Linked DNA regions of Homo sapiens: region 2 is linked to region 1. Evidence: chromatin loops called from intact Hi-C (ENCODE). Cell type or tissue: Calu3. All regions are shown on one strand. Each heading gives the region's core, and the rest is flanking DNA. Links, peaks and the distances in the headings are about the cores only. Region 1 has its middle 66 kb from the start of LINC02450. Region 2 has its middle 220 kb from the start of LINC02450.

What was found. Peaks named below come from ENCODE experiments on the same cell type or tissue, not always from the same donor. Only the 100,000 strongest peaks of a DNase experiment are listed, where the experiment ranks them.
Region 2: a loop joins it to region 1, with 4 times the contacts of the local background. A loop is called at or near these places in 1 of 110 quality-filtered maps.

Annotation. Positions count from the first base shown.
Region 1 is chr12:42,754,276-42,762,021 of GRCh38, forward strand. No RefSeq gene overlaps it. Among named protein-coding and RNA genes, the nearest start is that of LINC02450, 66 kb to the left of the region's middle. RefSeq lists an enhancer at 2,205-3,091. In Calu3, for the core only: no CTCF peak of the experiment used is centred there; a DNase peak (open chromatin) is centred at 2,906.
Region 2 is chr12:42,911,415-42,919,160 of GRCh38, forward strand. No RefSeq gene overlaps it. Among named protein-coding and RNA genes, the nearest start is that of LINC02450, 220 kb to the left of the region's middle. In Calu3, for the core only: no CTCF peak of the experiment used is centred there; a DNase peak (open chromatin) is centred at 3,467.

The DNA.
Region 1 (7,746 bases), core at 998-5,997:
AAATAAGCAACCCAAAAGCAAATGGGCAAAAAAAAAGTAAAAGTTAATTCTAAGAAGAAGGAGTTAAAATGGACCATAAGCAAATGAAAAGATGTTCAAACTAGTAATTAGGGAAACACAAAATGAAAATGGAATACGATTTCACGTCCATCACATTGGCAAAACTAAACACCAAGTACTATTGGGGCTGTAGAGCAGTTGTAACTCTCATACAATGTTGAGAAGAACATACAACATTAGGGAGAACATTTTGAAGAGTACTTTCTGCAACATCTTGTAATTTTCTATTGGAGTGCTTATTTTCTATGAAGCAGCTATTCCACTTCTAGATATATCTCTTAGAAAAGCCTAACACTTGTTAATAAGTAGTTTTGTTTAAAGAAGTCTCATTAAAGTCTGCATTTTTTAAACAGAGGAGGTTAATGACCTCAATATCTATCAACAGGAGAACAAATGAATTATGATATATTCATACAGTGGTGATTACTAACCCACCAGTTTAAAAATAATTAGAGCCACATGTATCAATATGAATAAATCTCAAAAAACAGACTTTAGCAAAAAGGTACAGAATAGTTATTGTATATACCGCATATGATATGTATGTTATTTATATATTGTTAAACATTACTGTATGTAACTATAGATACATATATGTTGTAGTATTATAAAAGCTGTATGAAAATGATAAACAGAATTCTTTAAAGAGGTTTTCTCTGGTGGGGAAGGAATAGAATAGGATTGGGAAATGACATGCTGGAATTTTCAATTCTATCTGTAATGTTTTAATTCCAAACAAAGCAAAGTGTAACAATAAAGAGGCAATCAAATATTAGAAATTCTTTCAATGAGAAAAATAGACTCTGAGTAAAAGTCTTAATATGTCACACCATGGCCTGATAGGTTCACCATGTGTTCTAGATGCAAAGTAGAGCACATTTTAACTAGCATTCTAGAGCACTGATTTTCAAGTATTTTAGCAATATAGTATGCTAAACCCCAATATATAAAACAGATGACTGGTATTTTATGACTAAATATCTTTATGAAACATATATGAGTTTATGTGAAATATATATATATATATGTATATAATAGGAAGATGTAAAGAACTCCTATTATCGGTATTATCAGTAAGAAAAAGACAACTCGAAAACCAAACATCGTATGTTCTCACCAACACGTGGGAGCTAAGCTATGAGGACACAAAGGTATAAGAATGATACAATGGACTTTGAGGACTTGAGGAGAAGAGTGGGAAAGGAGAGAGGGATAGAAGACTACAAATATGGTGCAGTGTATACTGCTCGGGTGATGGGTGCACCAGGATCTCACAAATCCCCACTAAAGAAGTTACTCTTGTGTACCCCAATAACTTATGGAAAAATAAAATAATAAAAAGACAACTCAATAGATAAATTCTCAAAGAGGATACCCAAATAGCCAACAAACATATAAAAAAGTGCTTAACCTCATTAGTCAGCAGTAGGGAGATCATATATCCCAGTTTGCCTATATTAGCCCCAGATTACGTTAGTTGCTCAGTTATTAAAAGCACACCTTTCATTTTCTGTTTAAAGGATACATTTTATGGTTGCCCTAACTTACCATGGAAATATGAATTAAAATCACAGTGACAAACCACTACGCATCAGAACTAAAAAGACTAGCAGTGCCAAAGGTTGGCAATGAAGTGGCGAAGACTAACTCTTATACTCCCAACAGCAGGAAGGTGTCCCGTGGCTAATTCACGACATTTCCATAATGGAACTTATTTAGGGATGTCGGGAGAGGTGACTGTTCATGCCAAGCACACTCTATTTTTGTCTTAGGGCTTTTAGAACCCTTTACCATGAGGTCGGTCTGAGTCTCCGCTCTAAGTTATGGAGCCTTGCCTGTGGAGTGTGTTTCAAGGCTGGTTTAGCTCAGTTTGTAGTTTACAATACGTACCAGTGAGCAATTTCATTAGCAATTTAGGTCAAGCATTAATTCAGAGTAAAACTTTGCTCAAACATAATGTTCCCTAGTCCTGTTCTTATAGTCAACTGAGTTATATACACATTGATATCTAGGAAGGGGATATCAGAAGCCTTCTGGGGGCAATCTCTCTGTATTCTACCAGTTCTCTGTGAACCTCACTTTCTCAGATCAGCAGAAAGGGAAGCATCATGAAGAAGTAAAGTGTTCTTCCTTGAGGCTGGCTCCCACTTTTTCCCATTTCATTTGTCTCATCATGTCTGCCTGATCCCCATCCAGGAAGAAGAGGGGCCAAGGACTCAGAATATCTTATTCTTTGGTGTAACACTAAGACCCCTTCTTCCACAAACCAAGGGACCTAACCAATTGCCCTGGCCTCCAAAAACTCGCAGAAACCTCTGCAGTCTACTTTGAAGCCACCATAAAGAGTAAATTCAACCAAAAAGTCTTGACATCTTTCTGGTTCTTCATTCAAAGAGAAATATACTTATTTTTTCTCTTTTAAATTAAATTGCAAGAGTCAAGGTCAAGTGGTCACCTGGAATTCCCAGCTGCATTATACTTTCTTCACTTTGTGGGTTCAAGTCAGACAATGAATGTGACTTCAATTTGCATATGTGGTGAAAATGGATTTTTGTCTGACTTCATCACACTTTCATCAGACAGGAGCAGGGCCTCCGCATCTTCTGACCAGTTCCATTTTTGATTACCTTTGCTTTGATGCTTGTGGATTTATTAACCAGCTAAGTGCTCACCAGAAACTTCAGCGCTGGGAGCCCTGGGCCAAAATCACAAAGTGCTCTTTCCCTCACACAAGGCTTTTGTTTAAACATTTCTTGAACGAACCAGCCTGTCAGGTCTGATTCTGTGGGAGAACATATTTGTAAGACAAAGCAATGTTGTGGCCTACCAGGAGGCCTATGACTCGCACGGTGAATTATTCACTCCTCTGCCTTGCTGGACAGGTCAGGTCACTGGTGTTCACAGCGGGGAGCAAGACATTATTCATTACCAGGCTTGGTTTGTTGTCTTCAGTGATCCCCTTCCCCCAGTGATCCCCTGTCAGGTTTTAACAAGCCATCACATTCTTTTAAACTTCCCCTGGGCAGCAGAGGTCTCCCCTACCCCCTTTTTTCTTTTTTTCACTTGCAGAAGGTACAGTAATAGGTAGAAAGCTGGAGTGGTTGTAAATTGCAGCAGTTAATGTCAAATTGATGGAGCAGTGATCAAACGAAGTTCATAACCACACGATGCAACCTGAGAGTGGAATTCTCTCTCAGACATTTCTAATGACTGGGCTATACAATCATAAACGTGAAGACCTTTTCTGGGAGGGGCAATAGAAAGAATTCATGTGGGTGACCACAACCATGAACGAGGATGACACTGGACGTCAGTTTTGGAGAGAGCTCTGATGGTTTGGGACAACGGTACCTGAGTAAGAGCCTCAGCTCTGGGACATCTTCAAGAATTAGGATTTTTCCCAGCTCCTCCACTGGTTTTCTACCCTTGATTGCAGGGATAAGAGAGGAAAAGTTTGCTTGTCTAGAAAAGCCACAGTGGCAAATTGCTGAGCTGTCTGCCTAGCTCTAGCATCCAGCACAGTCCATTCACAAAACAGAATGAGAGACAATGTCACACAATTAACAGTGACACATTTAAAAACCAATTACGCTAGACGCTACGCAGCTGACTTCCAGCTGTCTGTTCAGCTGCAGGCAGCAGGAGGAAAAGTGATTTGATGCAGGAAAACTTTACGCTAAAAAGAATCGGAGAGTAATATCCAATATATCCCATTGTTGCCTGCATATAGAAGGGAAGGGCAGGTCTGCTCACTTTTACTTTATTATATTTCTCCCCTCTGTTGGATGTAAAAGGTATAGTGTCCTAGGGTTAACATATTCAGAATGATTTAGTTGCAGAAAAAGAGGAAATTGCAACTTGATGGCAAGAGTAACGAAATGAAATGAATGACAAAGTCCCCTAAAATAACTATCAGGGTCTCCTCCCTCCACAGTGGAGGAGCCCCTCTCTGTCTCATGCTTCTCTGACATGGTCTGCACATGCTGCTGGTTGGGTGTGAAGTTAGTATCCTAGGCAGAAGAGTGAATTGACAACTTTATATGTTTTCAAGTTGTTTAAAGTATAAACCACTTTAGCGATGGATCTTGGAATGGTTGAAATTGTGGTTTGTGAAATAAGCACTTAATTTAAGATTGGAAATACCCACAGGAATAACTGAGCCTATAAAATATGAAAATTCACATCAACCTGTAATGATAAACATATATGAAGTACACAACCTGTAAAGATAAGAGTATATCACATCAACCTGTAATGATAAAAGTATATGAAGTACACAAAAGCATGACTTGAGTTTACAAGACTTGTCCAGAGAGCACAGAAAATCACGTGCTACTGGGTAATTCAGACAAATAGCTTTGGCTTGCCCTTAATTACCTAAACAATTCAGGACTGAGCTGGGCCATTTTTAACTGAATATAATTAGGGTGGTTCCCTTTGGTTGTGTGGACCTGGGTATATAATATGTTGTATTTCAATTCCTATAATTTACAGGCATATGAGCAGGCTAAATATTGTAAAGCAGGATATGGTTCCTGGAGGATGCCAGCATCCACCCACTAATTGACCTGCTAAGAACCAGCAGCAACATGCTCTCCAGTTGTGGTCTGGAGGCTGAATTACAATAAATACCCACATGAGTGTCTTATTTAGATTTGTCCGATTAAAAAAACTCATGTACAAAGCTGATGAGACCTATGTTAGTTGCAGGTTAATACTTGCTGATTTCTTGCCGTCAACTCTCCAGTAAACAAGAACGAAGGCATGGCCAGGCGCTCTCTGTTGCTGCCAGGAAGGGAGGCTTTGAGAAGCCAGCTGCAGGGCAGGGGCATGGCCAGGAGCATTGGTCTTGGAGCCAGATAATTTGGGTTGCACTCTTTGTTTGGATACTTCTCTTCCTTTGACCCTTCGTCACTTATGGAAGCTAGACCACAGTTTTCTCATCTGCAAAATAGAGGCAATGATGTGGTTCTCACAGATGGTTGTGAGATACAAGGCGGCAAGGTTTGAGACTGCTCCTTATAATTAAGTCGTTGGCATAGAGGAAAAGACTGGTGTTTGCAATCCCTTTACTAGGCAGCATCTTGGTGGGAATTCTGAGAAAGGACCCAGTGAGCCTATGGCCAGTCTCCTCCAACTTGGGATGGTGTCTAGATTCCAAACAAAGAGCCAGTGGGCAGCAGAAAAGCAAAGCACTGGTTTCTGACTGAGGGGCCATTGGGCCCCCCGTGGGAGACAGATCTTTAATAATGTTTTTAATGACAGTTCCTTTCCAATGTGGGGGAAGTCTGTACTGAGAGAAACTCGATGCCTCTGGCCTCGGGCGGCAGAATTACCATGTATCTTTTAATCTCAAGGAATAAGGAGCTTTAGTTCACAACAACCCTGTGCATCTTGTCTAGGCCTCCTGCTACACTGTGTTCAGGTAATCACATCAAATGGAGAAATCAGATAGTTTCTGGCTGATTCAAAATGTCCTGGCTGAGAGGCAGAGGAGATGTCAACAGAGATTTCAGGCTCATGGAAAAACGCTCAGGTCCAGCTTCATCTGCTTGTTCCATTCTAATCAGAGAGGTCCTCTGTGGGTCGTAAGACAAGAAACTAGGGGTTTAAAGGTCCCTCAGGAACCAGGGACCAAAATCTGGATCTGAGGAGCAAAATGCTTAAACAAGCTCTGTCTGAGGAGTGAAGGTTAAATGACCCCAGGAATGGGCCAGCTCTTTCTTAAGCAACTTCCTTGGTTTGGGGCCAGAAGGCCTGATGCCCAGTGTCTGTGAATGCACAGGATTGCAGGCGGAGTGCAGCACTTGAGCACCTTCTGTGCTTTTCAGCTCAGCCTTGGAGCAGTTTTATTCCATAAATATTATTATATTTTATATTATATATCATATATAAGTGTATTATAAAAGGCAAAATTGTGACCTGTTGGGTCTTGGACTCAGAACCCATGCTATGGAAAAAGGGACTTCACCCAGTAATAAAATGCTTTGGGATTAGTCCCATCAAAAAGATAAAAATCTTAAATTGCAAGCATCATAAGAGATCTAACTTTATTTAATCGTGGACACGTTTCCTGCTCTAACTTTTTAAAGATGGTCTGCATTTGAAAAGAATTAGGACAATCCTGTATCTTTGATCAACTTGAAAGTCTCTTTAGGGGAAGATATTTAACACTCTGGTTTTTAAACAGAAATCTAAATATGCATCAGCTAATAGTTTCCTACATTAAGCAGTATCAACTTTGCCATTTCATGACATCCAAATGAATAGGAGACCTGTTTTATGCTTAAAAGTGACTATCTGTGAACTAAACACACTTGACTGAGAGGTTTTTATGTGTCATTATTTTTGACACAGCTTGTCATTAGTTTTAACTTTGACCTGATTGCAATGAGGAATTTGGTTGTGCAAGCTTGCCTATTGTTTATCTATACTCAGACTTAATTATTGCTTCCCAGGTCAGTCATCACCATTTTAAGTGGAAAGAAATGGCTTTAACCCTTGGGATGATTCCCACAGAGTTTATTTTGTGTACTTGGATCATGAGGTCAGATGCATAGAAAAAGTGGTCACAGTACTCCTGGGGTGGGGGTGGGGTGAAGTGCAGTCCAGCTACTTGGTGGAGGAGAAAAGTGCGAGGCTTTCTCTCTTGTAGAATCACCTTAGTGGAGATGCGTGAGTCAAAAACTAAGGGGCAGAAGAACGGCCATTGTATGGTGTCTCAGAAGAGTCCTTCTTTCCGTTTCCCCACTATAAAGCTTTTTTTTTTTTTTTTTTTAATTTTCACCATTAAATTCCTTACAGTGGGAGGCACTATTGATACGATGGGCAGGGTAATTTTTCTCTTGTGTCTAATTCCTGGCTATTGCAGGATGTTTAGCATCTCTGACTTTCTTCCCCCAATTATTTTGGCAACAACAATGTCTCCAGAATGTTCAAAATTTACTAAACACATTAACCTGGTTAGTAGAGAACAAAGCATGACTCAGATGAGAAGGCCAGAGAAATTTTCTTGGGAAAAGAGAAGAGAGGGAAGCTTCAGATTCTGCTATAGATCATGTCAAGTGGTAGAGGTGCTAAAAATTTCTGTGGAGGAGCACCAGCAATGAACCTTGCCTACTAGAATTTAGCTGAATGTGTCCCTTGTTAGGTGGGGAGGGGGGAAGGAATAACATTTCTTGAGTAACTACTATGTGCCAGCAATTTGTAGTAATTATCCAACCTACTCATCATTATTCTGTGAATTAGGTATAATTATTCAACTTTCATATAAGGAACTTAGGGCTGACAGTGACAAAGTTGGGATAGGAATCCCTGACTGCTAAAACTGAAGCTGTCTCTCTTTAAAGATTTGAACTCATTATGAAACTTCCTCTGCATTCTAAGTTCAATGTTTTTCTTGTCATCCTGGGTGTTCAAGATCATATAAACAGATAAGGAAACTAGGGTTCTGTTACTTAACTTGAACAACTTACCTCTACCATGAACCTGGTAGAAGATGCCAATCAGAGCTGGGCCTGCTTAAGTGCTTGCAGCTACAATTACTGTATAATTCCTGACAACACTAGGCCTTGCTTTATACCGTGATGGCCATCATTTCCTTCTCAAAACTGACCCGTGCAGAGTGACTTGATAAGATATTCATGATACCATGATGGGCTGGAACTTGGGTCTGGGGTTCAGTGG
Region 2 (7,746 bases), core at 1,289-6,288, 160 kb after region 1:
CAAGGCCCGTCTGTCTAGATTCTTCTTGGCCTCTCTGAGCAGCATTCCTTCCTTCTGGGTATGGGGCAGGACCCTTTCTGGAATTGGGGTCTTATGACCTATAATCAGACAAGGTAGGGAATTTCTTAATGGCCAGCTCTTACACAGAGAGGTGGGCTAAGGTTAAAATCATATTTTTAGGTTTTATGGCTGGCTTTGGGGAAAATGGATTCAGATTTCTATTACCTACTTGGGGAAGAAGAATTCTTAGTTGCTATGGCTTGCCATGGGACAGGGGTTTGTGGTGGGAGAGAAGGAGGAGTGAGAGACAAGAGGTCAGGGGGAGGGCAGAGGGAAGCTTTGCTTTTGAGTCTGCTTCTGATGTCTTCACTCTTGGATATCATTTTCTGAGCCCCAACACCCAGTTACTCTGATAGATAGGAAAGAATCCAAAAAAAAAAAAAAAAAAAAAAGAACCGGGTATGGTGGCTCACGCCTGTAATCCCAGCACTCCAGCAGTTTTGGGAGGCTGAGGTGGGCAGATCACTTGAGCTCAGGAGTTCGGGACCAGTTCTCTATAGAGAACCCCAGTCTCTATAAAAAATACAAAAATTAACTGAGCATGGTGGCGTGTGCCTGTAGCCCCAGCTACTCTGGAGGCTAATGTGGGAGGATCGTTTGAGCCTGGAAGGTGGAGGCTGCAGTGAGCCAAGACTGAGCCATTGCACCACTGTACCCCAGCCAGGGTGAGAGAGCCAGACCCTGTCTCAAAAACAAAACAAAACAGAAAGAAAAAATCACATCTGGTGAACTTTACAAAATTGAGATATTATCCTTAAGAAGCAACAAAATGCTGTTGATGTGGAACAGTTAAGACTAAGCTAGATTATGAACTCCACTTTCTGGCTTCTATGAATGTCCTTCCACTTCTTGGGTCCCTCCCCTTCCTGTGTTTCTTTGGCTGTCAAAATACTACCAATTTTTTAGGACCAACCCTTGCTCATGAGTTTCTTGATCCCTCTGGTTGGAATTAACATCTCTCTCTTCAGCAATCTCATGGCACTTTGATTAAGTGTCTTTTATAGCTCTTATATTCTAGCCAAGCACATAATAATGTTCATGTTTCATTTCCTCTGCTCTAGAGTAAGTCACCTGAGGACAGTGATTGTGACATTCCTCCTTTGTGTCCTCAGAAGGCCTAGCACTGTGCCAAGGACGTATTCCATGTGCTCCATATGTTGATGCAGTGAAATGAAATGGCATCACATTTGAATGGATAGGGCCAGAGCTGGGACAAAGCCTGAAAAACATTGTCTATTGACATAAAATAAACCAAAGGAATGTAGAGAATTTTTTAAACATCAGAGTTAAGATGGGGGACATGTACTTTTCAAACTTAGAAATATTTTTCTTTTTTGTTCATGTATATTTTGTATGACATGATTAATATATATTACCAAAAATGAGTATATTTGTGTTTTTAAGAAAGTATCTTTTCTTGTGAAAACAGTACAATGACTATGAAATATCAGTTTTCTCCTTTTCTTTGCTTATACCATCCTGAATAACACAGAGGTCACATTCCTGATTTGTTTTAGAAAGTTGGCTTTTTAAAAAAATTATCAAAAGATGCTATATTTTAGCTGAGCTCAGTGGTTCATGCCTGTTAATCCCAGCACTTTGGGAGGCCTAGGCAGGTGGATCACCTGAGGTCAAGAGTTCGAGACCAGCCTGGCCAACATGGTGAAACCCTGTCTCTACTAAAAATACAAAAATTAGCCAGGTGTGGTGGCGGGCATCTGTAATCTTAGCTACTTGGGAGGCTGAGGCAGGTGAATCGCTTGAACCCGGGAGGCAGAAGTTGCAGTGAGCCAAGATTGTACCACTGCACTCCAGCCTGGGTGACAGAGCAAGACTATGTCTCAAAAAAAAAAAAAAATTCTGTTTTTTTTAGAATTTCATGTATAGGCTTAATAGTGCATTTACCACCCCCTCCCTTTTTAAAGAGATCCTCCTTGTTTAGTGGGGGAGTAGAGGTTTTGAACACATGGAAATACTAGCAAATTTTGTAAGTAGACAAGACTGAGGCCAGCTCAACCTAGGGTTTGAAAAAGATTAAAGAGACTAAGGCAGCCTATGACAAACTGTCAGCCTGTGCACCCTGGATAAATGCCTGGCAGAATGTAGTGAATACCTCTCCACAGTAGACGCTTTGAATAGGCACATGATTCTAGTGTAGGGTGACATTTTGTGTAGTAGAATATATACTGTGCTTGTTTTAATAGAGTTTGCACAGACACTTGAAATCTATTGATATTCTAGATAGTGTATGTATGTGTCATAAAGAACCAATACTCAGGAGGAATGGACAAAGGAAATAATATTTGTTGAGTATTGCCATGTACTAGGCAATCAGCCTTTAAATAATAATAGTAGTAAAAATGGTAACAGTTATTATTCTGAATGAGTGCTTATTCTGTCCATGCACTGAGCCATTCAATCCTTTTGGCAAATCTTACTACGTATTCTCTCCATGTTACAGATGAGTCAAGAAGCTCTAAGATTATAAGTAACCTGCTTAAGGTCACACAGCCAGTCAGTGCCAGAGCCAGGCTTCAACCTGGTCTAGCCAGGGATTGCTTGGTTGTATGGTCAGATCTTATCTAAGTCTTGTTCAAAGAAAAAAATTTTTTTGAATATTTTTATTTTAGAACAGTTTTAGATTTTGAGAAACATTGTAAAGATAGTACAGAGAGCACCCATATACCCAACACCCAGTGTTGGCCATTGTTAACTTATTAAATTACTATAGCTTATTTTTATAATTAATAAACTAATATTCATACATTCTTAAGGTCCATAGTCTGATCAGATTTCCTTGGTTTTTATCTAATGTCCTTTTTCCATCCAGGATCCTAGCCAAAGATACCACGTTGAACTTAGTCATCATGTCTTCTTGGGCCTCTCTTGTTGTGATAGTGTCTCAGATTTTCCTTGTTTTTGATGACCTTGAAAGTGTTGAGGAGTACTGGTCAAATGTTTTGTGGAATGTCCCTCAGTTGAGGTTTGTCTGATGTTTTCCTTATAATTGGCCTGGGGTTCTATGTTTTTGGGAGGAGGACCACAGAGGTAAAGTACCACTGTCATCACATCATATCCAAGTTACCTACCTACTATAAACACGACTTATCACTGTTGATGTTGACGTTGGTCACCTGGCTGAGGTAGGGTTTGTTAGGTTTTTCACTATAAAGTTACCTGAAAAAAAATTTTTGTTGTTATAATGCAGAGAAATCACACACTAATGAATTATAGGCGGCTCCACAGGAATTGAAAATCATCAGGAAGTCCTCATCTCCAATATTCTCTCTTTGGGACTGTGTGGTCTCTCATTTCCTTTACTTTGGGTGCTTTTTTCATTATCTCTTCTCACTTTTCACTGACTGGTGATCGATTTCTGGCTGCAGGTCACTCTGTTTCCTGGTTTTCTTATTCTCTTCTCTCTCTGCTCTTCGATTCGGCTGGCAACAGCTCACTCGACATCCCTTTCCCCTTTCCCTGGCCAAGGACCTGCATGGCATGCATCTCATTTTCTCCTAGTTTCTTTTCCCCATCACGAGTGCCACTGTGTCCCACCTACTGCCAGTTGCTGTGCCAAACACTTGTCCCTGAATTAATTTGATCTTTAATACAACCCTGTGGGATATGTAGAATTATCTCCATTTTACACATGAGGAAATTGGGGTCCAGGGAAGGTTAAGAAATTGTCCTAAGGTCTTGTAAGTGATAGACTTAACCTTAAAGTCAGGTTTTTCTGACTCCAAAGCCAATCCTCTGAAGTCTGAAATCACAGCACCATCCTTGTTGCCATTCTATATTTTCAGATTCAAAACTCCCAACAGTCCTCTTAGGTTAAGTAGTTTGCCTGACATTACCCAGCTAGTAAGTGGGTAATGTGGGGGATCTGGGCTTAGACCCTGGTTTTTCACAGCCCATAAATCCATCACACCAGATTGTCTTCTAAAATACTGCAACATATAAATTAACCTGATGAATGTCATTGTTTTAGGCCTGTTCTGAAGAGGTGGTAAAAATAAAGTGTGAAATCTATACCTCACTATCTATGACTAAATCTATTCAGGTCTTGACTTTGGCAGTCATCGGCATTCACCTTGAGCAAGTGCTGAATAAATATCCCATTAAGATAAGAGAGCTGTAGATCTTGGCCTTGCAATTAAAATTTGTACTGGGAAGTTTGCAAGGCTAGATGGATGGGAAGAGCAGAAAGATAAATAGTAAAGAATACTGAACTTGCTATAGGCAGCAACTACGCTGTGGTGTGAATAGCATGTGTATGTGTATATGTTTGTGTATGTTGGTCTAAGGTATAGGTGTAAATCGTTGGGAGCTATACAAATCGAAAATGTTTCCTTACCCTGGTGTCCTGGGGTATTGAGTAATTGCAATGGCCTTGAACTTGTAGGGCATAGCCCCATTTTATCTTTACTTTTATTAGTATGTCAGTGGATATAGTAAGGGCAAAATAATACTAGGGGTGAGAGATGATGGCATCTTGAAGTTGGTGATACCAGAGAAGAGTGAAAAGAGAGTGGTTTCAAGATAAGGGGAAAGTGTAGAAGTTGCCAAGGATAATGTGTAGGTGGTAGTGTCACTTACTGAGATAGGGAACACTGGAAGAAAACCATATTTGGTTGGGGTGAGGTGGGATCATTAAGATTATGGATTCTTTATATGTCCAATTGGAGAGGTCAAGTGTAAACTATTAGATGTATGGCTAGAACTCAGGGAGACGTCTGGGCTAGAGACATGAATTTGTGAGTCATCTGTATACAGGTAACTAACACTGTGGATAGTGTCCAAAGCTCCTAGAGAAAGCATTGAGTGAATAGACAAGAGGGCCCCATGGCTAGATAATAATTAATTTGTGAAGGAGAAGGAATAAGCTATAAATAGGAGACACACTGAAAAAAATCCAGTGTTGGGAAAGAGACTTTTGATAAAAGAAAAATTGTAAGAGATAAATTATAGATTAACAGATCATGGAGTCATTAATTAAACAATCGGTGAACTTTTTTTTTTCCTGTGCTAGGTAACATTTAAAAACGGAGACTGTAAAGACTATTAAGACTCCAATAAGCTTACCTCTTTGACATAGCTTTCCTGAGTTGAGTCAGGAACTGGTTGTAAATTATCCATGTTAGCTGTTAGCTGTTTCTTCCTCATGTCTTCTAGTCTTTTATTTTTGTCATTTCTCTGCTTCTAACACTTTTATCAGAAATGAGCCAGGAATAAGGAAAGGAAGTTATAGCAAAAGTGCTAGTTTTTCTGGTTTCTCCTTGGTGCTAATAAATACTTCATGGCGTAGAAATAAAATTCTGGGGAACCTCAGTGGCTTTTGAAAGTCCGTTTTTTGTTTTTGTCACCAAATATCATAAGTTGGTGTTAACTTAAACTTGACTACAAAATATCTAGCTATGGTCTACACTAGATATAGCCAGATACATCAGTCTTTAGGAAAAGGAAAAGGGGAAAAAGACATTATGATCAGTTACATAGTATTTTAAAATAATTCAAGCAAATATAATGCATCAAGAACAAGAAGCTAATATTATTGAGGAAGCAATATACACTTGCCAACTATTTAGCATTACAATGTCTTTTTATGTTCAAAACCACCTAACATTTAGAAGAGAGCAACAATGTGAAATTAAATATAGAATCATACACAACAGTGTCCCATTAACAAAAACAGTTATTTTACCTCCTCAAATGATTGTTACCCTGGAGGAAGAAAAGTCTCAATATATCATCAATCTAATATTGTTTCGCTGGGAGAGAATAATGTATAAACTCAGATTAATTTGAAAATGCTTTTATTTAGAGAGAAAACAGGATTCCTTTTCTGAGTGTTCCTTTTTATTATTGAGAAATGACTTCTATTTTAATGTATCTTGACTCATATTGACTAAACATTATTTAGAATTATGGTTTTCAGACTTTCTATTGTATCATTTGGTATGAAATGACATTATGCAATTAAAAAAGAACTGGCAAGCATATGACCTAAATAAAATACACCATCTTGCTGTCCCTACACCAGAGACAGAGCCAGGTCTAACATTAGGTGCCATGGAGGTAGCAAAAACCTCTCTTCTGGAATGGAAGGTTTACCCCAATGCTCTATGCTCCAGAATATCTTCATGCTTGACTCCTGTCCTCAACCAGCCTTTGAACTATACATTTTCCTTTACTCACTCCTTTGAATTAAAAATACTAATGTATGAATATTATCTTGGAGTGATAACATATAAAGTATTTTTTTAAGGTAAGGTACTTCATTATTTCCTGGGAATGAGACATGTGGATATAGGAAATAGCCAATTAAACACGCAGCACTATGTAAGCCATCTTGGATGATACAAAGGTAATGTATTTGTTTCATGTCCTCAGGCAACTTATATTCTTATTATAAACTATACAAAATTTAAAAAGAGGCTTAACTTTGTGAAGATACAGAAGAAAGTAAAACCTAGGAAAACAATGTGCTGTAAACAAAGAGGAAATTGATCAAAAGATATCATAAATTTGAGCTAGATATTTTAAGGACCTCTTAAGGAAAACAAACAAAAAAGAAAACATGTACCCTATTCAGGAACTTCAAAATTCCACCGAAGTGGCCCATGGATTTCTCTTCCCTTGTGTTTAGCAATATTATTACTTTTTTCCTCCGAACTAGTCATTTATTTTTTATGTTTCACTTATTTTCATCCATGATTTGTCTATCTGAAAAGCAGACTTCCAGGTGGAATATCCTGTGGAGCTTTTTTCATCTTAATGCTTGATACGTATCAGAAAACTGTCCAACCAAGAGTCTCAGTCAACCTTGACCCAACAGAAGTGTTAGAACTGTATACTTGAGAGTTGCCCTTGTGCGTGGGCCTGCTTGTACGTTAGCAGAAAGAGGCCTCCTTGTCAAATAATGCTTTTTCCTATGCTCTTGGCAACTGGGAAATTACTTCAGCTAGTCTAGATGAGCATAGACTGATAAATAAGCAACTTCTTTTTTTCTTTTTTCACCCTCCTTCCCCCCACCCAGAGCTCTGTCATCTGGTGCTCCTAACCAGCTGTGCTTTGGTTCATTATCCGGCTGAGTCTTACACTTATCTGCAAGACTGACTCTTAAATGCTCTGCACAGTGTCATTCTGGATGTCTGCAGTTACTAATGAGAAGTCAGACAACCAGCGAGTCAGAACATTTCAAGAACGCTTGGAGAAAAACAGTTAAAGAAAAATCACTTGGGTAGAAGATAGAAGTTCACTATGTTTTGATTTGATTTGGCTGAGATAGTATGCTATTAAATTATCCAGCCATCCATATTTGTAGCCAAGTTATTTTTTGTGGTAGCTAAATCTAAAAGGAATCTGTAATATATAGACATCTTTAAATAAAATCAGCTGCCTTATAATTTTTATTGGCTTCAATGAGAGGATAACATAAATAGTATTTTGTTTCTATCATAGAATAGTTATGGAGGCAAAATAGTCAAACATGATTGTAGTTCCTTCTAATTATATAATTGCTATTATATAAACCAATTTCCTTTCTGCTGGTTAAAGAAGAGACTATTTTATAGCAGTTCAACTATGTCACTTGTGTGTTAATAAAGCACTATTTGTATCATTCAGGATTTACCCATCATTTTATACTCACAAAATTTTAAGCAACATGACCACCATTACCTCTCT